2 separate regions of the Homo sapiens genome follow, and region 2 is linked to region 1. A link is a loop called in an ENCODE intact Hi-C map of the cell type or tissue named here. Cell type or tissue: Caco-2. All regions are shown on one strand. Each heading gives the region's core, and the rest is flanking DNA. Links, peaks and the distances in the headings are about the cores only. Region 1 overlaps PCDH17 (protocadherin 17). Region 2 has its middle 4.5 kb from the start of PCDH17.

Region 1 (5,398 bases), core at 76-5,075:
AAGGACATTTCAAAAAGTTATCTGTGCTTTATGATTGTCAACCAAATGGTCTTATTTCTGTTTTGTAAACAGATGTAAATAGAAATTGTGTTCTCCTATTACTGTGGTAGTTGGTATCATTTCTAACAACATCTTAATATTAGAGTTTTTCCAAGTAGACAACTCTATAAATGGAAGTCCAGTTTTTATTTGTTCCCGTTATTCTTTTTTTGTTTCTAATTTACCTTCTTTCAACAATGTAAGCTTTCATAATATCTAATTAGCTGTCTTCCAAATCAGAGAGCAAGCACTCATCTCTATTTACGGTCTGCACAAGTGTTCTGTAGATTAATTCTACAGAATCTAAGCTAAGTACCCATCACAAATTCTTTATCTGTCTGCAAACCAAGCCAAGCCAAGACCTTTGGCTGGCAGTTCATGCTCAGTAATAGTTTTCTGTTAAGAGGCTTTAATGGTATAACAGCAGCTTGATTTTATGGCCTTTTTCTTTCTTCAGCACATACACACAATTACACACACATGCATGTGCACACATTTTTCTATGACCACAACAAATTGCAATTTATCCCAATATATTCTAACATAGAGAAAACATCAATGCTAAAACAGAAATCTCATCAGAAAATGGTCCAACATACCTCTAATAAAATGGATTTTTCTTTCAGTGAGTTGACATAATTTACAACATCCTGTGAACTGACACTTTTCTAACATACACAGTTCTTTCTTTTTTTGGCTATGTTGATTATTATTGACTTACTTTCTTTTCTGATCCTATAAAAACTTTACACTTGTTATAATAATAGAGTGAGTCATTCCATATAAATGGTACCTTAACAATCTATATTCATAAACATTATTATTTCCACTTATGACTTCTATGTCCCATTTACTTGTATATTGTTAAAAATGAATATTCTGTTCTCACTATCTGACTAAAAGGAGTAAAAATTTTGCTTTCAATATTATTTCTAGAGACAGTTCTGGATAAGTAAGTTGTCTCAAAATTATTTTTTCCTGTGTCAGATTTTTAAATGGGTATTCTAATATTACAAATTTCCTGGAATTTTTTTCCTACTTCCAAGTTTTATTTTAACACCATTTTTAATAAGCTTATTTTATCCTTTATGCAGGGAAGAACAGGGTTGTGTAAGAAAAAATGTTAATCGGAGAATCCATCCCTTGCTTAGCTAAGCTATTCTTCTATAGCATTGTATTTCCCATGTGTCTCACTTGTGCACAGGGATACATGTTGTTTCTTAATCAAGTAACTAATATAGAGATACACAGATATGGAATGTCTTGCTGCTTTTATTTTTTAATATAATGAGGAAAATATATCTTGTTACAATATGCTTATTTCATGAGGTTGTCTGTTAACATGTTGGCAGTGATATAATGAGGAAAAATTAGACATAGGACCTGAGGAAATAAAATTATTTTTTAAAAAATCAGCCCCATAAAGAATTATAAATTTAAAATATATCTCAAGTAATAAAACTACTATGAGAAAAAATGTATACATTTTGAGGAGTATACACTGCTAATCTGGCTTCCAGATTTTACTTTGTGAAGTGCTATTCTATCTGCTTTTGATAGCAGAGAGCACATTTTGAAAAGGAAGTTGTTATAATACTATCAAATAGTCAAACCACGGCAGCTTTGAAGTACCAATCCTCTAGCATGCACCTGCATCGCACAATGCTTTTGAATGTATTGCCACGGCTGCATTCAGACACCAGAAATCACTGTCCTATATCATAAGCAAGTGAATCCAATCACAGCTGGGTATTTGGAGCTGTTTGGAGCATTTGCACTTACTGTTCAATGCACCTGCACACCTTCAGGGATGGTTTTAAGTGTCTGTGACCCTTTGGACATAGTAAAATGTTTACCGGAGTGGAATTTTCTGGCGTATATATTGACCACACATAGATAACGCTCTAAGGTGAACAGAACTTAAGACAAATTGAAATGAAATTTATGATAAGGAATAAATGCAAAACAGTATTTGATATGGAAGTGCTAGGACTACAAAACAATGAGAATGTAAACCATGCATTGGGAATTTATGGCACAAATATCATTTGTGTCCCATGGCATGCCACTGAGATCAACACTGAAAATTTAATCTGCCCCTTCCCTGAATTCCCTTCTGTAGGCACAGCCATCACCTGGGGCAGCGGCAGATGCTTGGAAGTAAAGGCACAGCTAAATGGAACCATCTTTTTCCTAACAGGTACCCCGAAGAGAACTGGCTGAAGCTCAATATTATACCACCAGAACAAGGTTTATATTCACTTTGAGAAAAGTATGCTTACAGAGACTTTCAAGGAAAAACAATACAATTCAAACGTCCCACCAGCATAAAGACAGCTCACATTTTGTGGGCACATTAGATGTGTGTAGTTCAGCAATTACTTTAAAGAAGTTACACACAATAATTTATAAGGTAAAAATGCATTACACACCTCCCCACACCTTGCCTAGGAATTGAAAGTTTTCAAGGAGGGGTATCTTGGGTAGAATGCTGTAGAATGAGTGTTTTGTTGCATACAGGTCTGTGGTAAATAAACCTAGGTCTATCTACTTCTAAAGTTCTGAAATTTGTAAGACTATATCTCTTTACCGATGAGTTTAAACTTTGATTGGAAACTAAAAAGTAGAGTGAAACCAGCATATGGGAAATTATTCATGATCAGTTACATTTTGAACTATGTCATATGAACGTCAAGCAGCAGAAATACAGAGAAAAGCGTAGGTTGTAATATTGTGAAAGGCTTTATGCAAGAGGTGGTGCTTGATCTGTGATTCAAAGGCTGATCAGGGTTTCAACAGAGAGTGGAGAGCAGAGAGAGGGCGCTCCAGGTAAAGGATTAAGAAAAGAAACACACCTCACATGGGAATGTGCACTTCACAGGGCAGTAAGAGACCAGCTTTATAGGTCAAAGGACTTAAGCTGCAATGGCAACACTTGACATAACAATGTAGAGAAAATTTGCTAGGATCTGAAAAAAGAATGGAAAAGTTCTAAGTAAAAGACCAAATTTAATGCAGCAGGCAATGAAGCACTAGTATAAGTATTTAAGCAGTGTATCATATGTCTCAAAGATTCTTGAATTATTTCGGTGGTTGATTGGAAAGTCATCAGACACCATTAATGAAACTATAGAATTGGGATGAGCTATAGGGTAAATAGAATCCAAATCAGCATTTTTTCTAAAAAGGGATATCTAGAGTTTTTGGCTCAAGCCAGAGTATCTCCAACAGACACAACAAGACCTGAATGATTCACTGGAATAGGCATTCCAGCCCCCAGACTCAGCTTTCATCTTTCATATCATCCTGCTTCTTCTAAAGAAAGTCTTAATGTGCATTTAAACTGGTATTTTATGTTACCAGCATAAATCTTGCATTTTTAAATTCTTCATTAGAAAAATATTTCTTTTTCCTACATCTGCTTTATCTTTCTTCCCTCTTCCTCTAATTTTCTGTTATCATTAACCAAACATAACATTTCATATGGTAAAGTATTTGAAATATTAAAGGATTATTTTAGAAAATCAGAAAATGGAGAGTCTGGAACAAAAGAGATTCGCTAGGTATTCAAAAGAGAGGTAAAAAATATATCAACAAAGCAAAGACAACAACAAAGAGTAAGATGGATGAATCTCAGAACAGTTTTCATATTTGATACACCATTGAAAAGGTTTTTGATACACCATATAAAGAACAATAAATTTTAAAAACTTCCAATTTTTTCCTAAATAAGCATTTATATTTTGTATGAAGATAATGTAGCAATTTTCCCATTGAATTATATATTACAGCATTACTCTGCATTCCTTATTATTTTTTATCTGTTTACCTGGAGACCCTAAAGTCCCTTGAAATCAAGATACTACAGTATATTCTTCAGCATTCCATTCCTTGAATATATGACACACTCAATGTACACTTCTGAATTTGAACAGACGCTTTAATTGATGGAAAGGATCATTAAATTAAAAGTTATCAAACACTACGGGTAACCTATAATGGGAACAACTACATACTTTATAAATTACTCATTTCAGTACCATTCATTTGTGAGATCATAATGTCAGTTTTCAGAATGATCCCAGGACCAAATGAAGTTGTACATAATAGCTGTCTATTGCTGTGAGATATGCATTGTTTACAGTAATATCAGATGTCTGTTAAAAACAATGTTTATATAGAAAATATAAAGTTATCTATTTATTATTGAAAATACCATTTTAAATTATGAGATAAATCCTGCCTGACATATATTCTACTCGAACTTGGAGGTCAGAATAATTTCCCTTTAGGAAATTTTGGAAACCAGTGACACTGTTATTGAAATCAAAGCCTATATTTAAATAATCACCTCTTTATAATTTTAAATTATGGAAAACAGTGAGTATCCTGAAAACTACACCTCAGCACCTATAGGTTTCTTTCTTCTCTGCTACGTTTCTCTTTTGTTTTTTTCTTCTACTGCATTGCCGTGTCGAATGAGACACTTTTCTCTTTTAAGTGAGCTGTCTCTGTATCTTACACTTTAGCCAACAGCTATCATCAACATATGAATTAATTAATAAAACTTTGTAATTTTAGAGTCTTGAAAGAGTTAATGCAATTTCCGAAAGAACCTGATTTATATGCAGTGAGAAACCTATGCTCTGGCATGCAGTAGTTAGCAAAAGCTGTTTGGCTTACAAGGACAAATTTAAAATTCTAGCAACTTAAATAATACTGTGAATTTCAGACCCAAGACTGTTTAAGTATTCTACTATCCTTCATCTTTGGAGAGGATGTTTTCCTTATGCTTTTATTGCCTCTGTAAGCCAACCCCATCTCTGATAATGACACCATTTTTGATGACATGGATGAATACATCTAAGATTCAAGTCATCCTCCTAGCAAAGTGGTAATCCTGTAAGGAAGGTCAATGAAAACATGCCTATTAAACCAAACTCATTGTAAGAAGCAAGCAAGAGAGTCTTATTAGTGTTTTCTCTCTGCCTGCTGTCTGATTGCTATTGGGATGTATATCTATTTACCAGTTTAAATCCTGTTGTTCATCTTGTTTCTAGCAGCTCTTATTTTCCATTGCTAGAAACAAGCAAACAGAATCAGGTGTCAGTTTTAGCACTCTCAGAAAACAGTTAATTCAGATGCAGTTCATCTTCTCTGGCTTATTATTTAGCAATCAACCTCTGCCAATAGGATATGGGAGTCCCAGAAGATAGATTTTTAAAGAATGTTTTTAATATTTTAATATTTTTAATGACATTCTAGTTTCCAGAAGCTATTTATTAAACTCACAGATTTCTACTTGGGATAGGTCTAAAGTTTCCTTTGTTAACTTAAATTAGGTGGGCATGTGTACACG
Region 2 (5,398 bases), core at 108-5,107, 89 kb after region 1:
ATGGCGGGGGCGGGGCCAGGAGCCCCGGCTCTTCGGAGTCATTGATTAGATCAGTTAGATGGGGAACCAGTCCGGCTAGCGGAGCCCAGCGCTCCGCCAAAGCGGACGCGCCCCAGGATTCGCCACCAGGTCTCCCGGGCCTTTAACCACCGGGAGTAGCTCTTCCAGCGCCTTCCTTCGGAAAAGAGAATTTACAAAAAAAAGTTTAACAGCGATTTAATTTTTTTGTGGTCCTACATACACGGAATCGGGAATCGCAGTATGCTTGCAGAATAACGTAGCTGCGGTCTGCCTAAAGGGTTTCTCTACACACACTCTCACACACGCACGCACACACGCCCTCGCCGCACACACGCCCATGCCAAGGGAAGCGCAGCCCTGACTCCGCGTGGACCCATCTGAATGAGGTGCGGAGGAGTGTACGTGGGTGTGTGTGAATGCGCTTCCACGGGCTGAGATGTGTATTTCGGTGAGTGTGTGTGAATTCGAGGGCGCTCGTGAGCCCGTTTCTGCCCGCGCTGGTACGAACATGCCGCGAGCAACAGCAATCAATATGTAACTTTCTTCATCCTCTGAGAAAAATCAGCTGTCCTCAGGCACCTATGCAAGGAAAGTCACTTAATTATGAAAGTGTTTCAGAAGAAAAGCAGACTCCCGTTGAAAGAGAGGCTATGTCTCTTAAGAGAAATAGAGCCTCTCCTTTAAGGAGAAAGGCTCACTGTCAATACAAGCTTTGTAAACTCAAATCCGGCTAAATACTACTTAAGGTTCTACCCCTTTTGGTCATCCTTCCTCACCATCTCAGCCCAGGTTCAAGGTAAAGTGGATACCCACCCCCCAACCCCCGACACACACACACACACACACACACACACACACACTAGTTTCGGTGTTTTGTTCACCTCCATTCTTGTTATTAAAGTGTCACATTGCAATTTGATTTTTTCTCCTTAAGATCAAATAGCCATTGATAACCGCATTTGCTAAAGATCCATGAAAACAAAAGTATAAAACACGAAGGCCAATCATTAGGAGATCTAAGATTTCTGTTTTGTAAGCCATAACACACACACACATATATACACACACACACACACCACCACCACACACCACATACACAAGCACACATACACAGGCCGACTTCTGATTCATCTATTTATTCTCCAACTTCATTTACTAATCTCAGAGAGGTTTTTTTCCCTAAATATTATCACAAACATCTGCAACTGGAGACTGGTTTGCTCGTGATCCAGCCGTTCTGAGAAAGAGTTAAGAACAAAAAAGAAAATTGAAGTATTGAAATAGAAAAGGTGAGTGTTTGATTGCTAGAGTATTGATCGCAATTCATAAATACTGAAGTTGCCATTTATAAATTGTGAATGACTAACATACAAGTGTGTAACATGAATCATTCAGCCTTCAAAGAAAATCAAATCCAAACAAATTACAAGATAGTTCTGAAGATTTTTATTGGGATAATTGCTTAAAGATTCAGGTATAGGAGCTGTTTCCTGGAGTATTCAATGAGATAACCTATAGTCTGAATTTGCAGTCTGATCTGTATCAAAAATTCGCCATTCCCTTAAGAGACTCTGACAGTTTAAAAACTCAAAGAGAAGCTGTTTACAGCCAGACTTTTAAATCCTAAAGTGTCTTTGTATTTTCTAAACAGGTAGTTTGTCACGCATATACTATTGCTGAACGGGAGAGTCAGAGCTTTGTAGAAATCTAGATTGTTTTCCTGAGTGAGTACTTAACCATGCTGCCTTGGGAAATGCCAGTTTTATGTCTCTTTGGGGTTAATACCTCTGTCCCAAGGCACGTATTTTGGAAGCTGAAGATCAGAGGTTTTAAGGCTTTAAAAGCAGCAGCTAACTTGAATAAAGAATAGTGACTGCACATTCACTTATTATTACTTTTTAAATACAGCAAATCTATGTCTTTTTTGCATTACATACTAATTCAAAGAAAGTAATAAAATATCCTTGAGGTTTGTTTGCCATAAAGCAAAAACAAGAGAATGGGAAAAATTCCAAGGAAAGGGTATTATGATTTATCAATTAGACTTAATGAGATGTGCTGGCATGCAACTGAGAGTTGTTAGAAATACAGCTTCTAAGAGACCCAGTGATATGAGAATACATCCTCATAGAGATAAATTTGCTTACGACCCCTCCAGAGTAATTATGTCACATCGCCCCCTAGTGTATATAAAAAGAACTACCATGCTTTAGGTGAAGACCACAGCGTGTCTGACTGAAATGTATCACATATTTGTATTTTATTTAACCTATAGTATTAAATTTTATTGCTGAATACTGACATATACCCAAGGTACTTAATTTTCTTCCTTATGTCCCATACCTAGTTTATGTTCAAAGGGAGTGAAATTAACTGATATTTCATTTCCAATGGTTTGGCTTTCCTTTAACCACAATAATCACTCCTAATTTTTAACCATCTCTTAAGACTTGTATTTTTTCCCCAAACAGTTTTTTTGTTTACAACATAGTTATTGAGGAATGTATTTTTCACTGTGTTTAAAGTATTAAACTTAATTTTAAAAAGAGAGATAGTATAAATATAGCTAAATCGTTCAGAAATATGTTTTAATACCATAGAAGGCTACATAGAACCCGAAACTGAGGAATCTAGAAGAATATATGTTTGTATAAATAGCTAAAGATACTTGCAGTCTCACGTCTCAAGAAGAGACTGATTGATAGTTGTTATTTATAATTACAAATGATAGTCTTAACCTTAAACAGAAATTATATCTTTTAATACACACACATTAAACATCTAAAGATTTGTAAGTTATTCAAACCATGTATGTGTGGATACTCATTGAGAAAAGTATTTGGAAAGACATATAATTATAACGTGTCTAATAAAATATGCTAGTCTAGGTGAGTTTTAAAGGTAAATTGATTGTTATGTTGGAATAGCTTCAAAAAGACAACTATTAAAATCTATTTTTATAGACTGATAAAAATGATTAGTACTGCTATAGTATTCCAATAATTGAATAGCACTATTATTAAAGAATAATGTTGAAATGCAATTTATGGAATTTTATGTAACGTAACTTATTTAATTTTGCCTCAGAAAGACTCCTTAAAATACATATTTATTAGTTGTAGTTGTAGTTCTGAGAGTTTATGCATGCAGTCATAATAGCATCAGTTTTAACATTCTTCAGCCACTTGTCCTACTTGCTGTGTTCTTGAGTTCAATAAAATACAGTTCTTAAGAGACATTTTTGATGCTGATGTTTTCAATGCAGTCGTTGTTTATATGAATAAAAAGTCATTCTCTCCACAATTATTCTCTCCTTCTGTATCATTTTTACCATCAATTCACTGCCTGGTTTCATACATTTTTATTCATTAACAGAAAATTTTCAAAAGTAAATTTAATAGCTAAACTGTTTTAGATATAATATGTATCAAAGATTTCCATGTCACATTTAAATTATCAAATTAATGATAGAAGTTCCTTCATAGCTAGTTCTCCTAGCTGCTCTTCTCTTTTAGAGATATGTATGGTTCACCTCTAATACACAGCCATCAACCATTTTATAACTTTTCTTTTTTTTTTTTTTTTGAGATGGAGTCTTACTCTGTCACCCAGGCTGGAGCGCAGTGGTGCGATATCAGCTCACTGCAACCTCTGCCTCCCGAGTTCAAGTGATTCTTCTGTCTCAGCCTCCCGAGTAGGCTGGGATTACAGGCATGTACCACCATGCCCGGCTAATTTTGTATTTTTAGTGGAGATGGGGTTTCTCCATGTTGGTCAGGCTGGTCTCGAACTCCCAACCTCAGGTGATCCGCCTGTCTCGGCCTCCCAAAGTGCTGGGATTATAGGCGTGAGCCACCGCGCCTGGCCCATTTTCTAACTTTTTAATAAAAGCTTTACCTTTTAACAAATGAGAAATCCACACTACTAACAGGACAATCGCTAAAACATATCTTTCTCCTTGATGATAAACGTGGACTGTATAAAAGCAACATAATTTAACAAGAATTTTTAAAATTCTGGAAAAAAATTTAATAATTTGTTCATAATTTTTAAAAATATAATTACTGTTTATTTTTAAATTTTTTGAAAACTCAATCTTGCCTACAGAACAACACAATAAGAAAAAGTATAAAATATTTCTATAAACAGACAGCATTTTAAATTTAATATAGAACTTTTTTGTTTTTATTACAATTGTGAAATGTTGCTATTAGAAAAAATATTTAGATCAGGAAATGTATTTTAATTTTCTTCAATATTACGTCTATGTTATAATATGTAATATATGATGACATATACATATCTATTAATATGCGTTCTCCTTGCTAGTATAAGAAGTGTGTTGCCGATGAACACTCGAAGTCACTTTGTAGGATTAACCCTACAAAGACAGGCAAGTTACATCTTCAAGAGGTTAATTTGTAATTCATGCAATAAATAAACTAAATTTACAACTCGTATTTTTGTACTTTATGTACAATTTTAAGTTTGTAAGTCAGAAGTAAATGTAAATTAGTAACCAATGACTCTTGAAAAGTGACACATATTTCAGGGCATACATTCTGAAGTACTGAGACATATTTAAAATTATTTTAAGACTTTTATATTTAAGTTTTAAAATTGAATGTCATTTAGTGTGGTCAAAATAAATTGTGTATGTATAGATAGACTTGACCATGGATAAAAAAGAGTTGTCCAACCAAATAACATGTTATACTCTATCTGATGTATTAGCTAGTACATATTAAGAAGAGGAGTTAGATTAAGTTGTGCAAAATGTAATTCAGAGAAAAACTGTCTTGAGCTTCATGAGTTTCAAGTGGCATATTTCCATTCTTTCCTAATTTGTCAGCCAGAAACAAGATCAATTCATTACACAACCTCAATGCTCCTGCCCCATAAGAAGTTACATGCTAGCTCCCCCTTGTGGTCACTTTGACAGTAGAGCGAGACATTCCGGCATTAGGGAAATTTACTTCTTAGGAAAATTAGGTTTGTTTAATCTTTGTATACTACTTTTTAAAAACAAATGAAAAGCTTATGAATTAAATAGTTAATTTACAGATGTGACCGCTGGATTGTTAAAATAAGGTGGCTAAAGCTGGAAACAAATATGATGATTTCATGCATGGTGCAGCAATCTCATTGTTTCTTATAGCTAAGCATGTTAGGACAATTCTAAAGCTGGAGACCAGCCCTTGGAGGCAACCCGGGACATTTGATTCAGTAGGTGGCACTCTTTCCTCAGAGTCAGTTTAGCAACAATGACCTAAAATGATGTTTCAAAAAGCTGTGTCACCGGAGGTCCTGCCTTTCAGGTGAGGCAAAAACCAAAAACTTATAATAACTTATGGATATAACAAGCCATATATTTCTT

What was found. A loop is a pair of places that touch in the nucleus more often than their neighbours do. Peaks named below come from ENCODE experiments on the same cell type or tissue, not always from the same donor. Only the 100,000 strongest peaks of a DNase experiment are listed, where the experiment ranks them.
Region 2: a loop joins it to region 1, with 21 times the contacts of the local background. A loop is called at or near these places in 11 of 110 quality-filtered maps.

The regions. Positions count from the first base shown.
Region 1 is chr13:57,713,953-57,719,350 of GRCh38, reverse strand. All of the region lies in intron 3 of PCDH17 (protocadherin 17), which reads right to left. Among named protein-coding and RNA genes, the nearest start is that of PCDH17, 85 kb to the right of the region's middle. In Caco-2, for the core only: no CTCF peak of the experiment used is centred there; a DNase peak (open chromatin) is centred at 2,870.
Region 2 is chr13:57,624,592-57,629,989 of GRCh38, reverse strand. No RefSeq gene overlaps it. Among named protein-coding and RNA genes, the nearest start is that of PCDH17, 4.5 kb to the left of the region's middle. RefSeq lists an enhancer at 1-283. In Caco-2, for the core only: CTCF peaks have their summits at 2,180 (motif pointing left) and 4,969 (motif pointing left); a DNase peak (open chromatin) is centred at 4,939.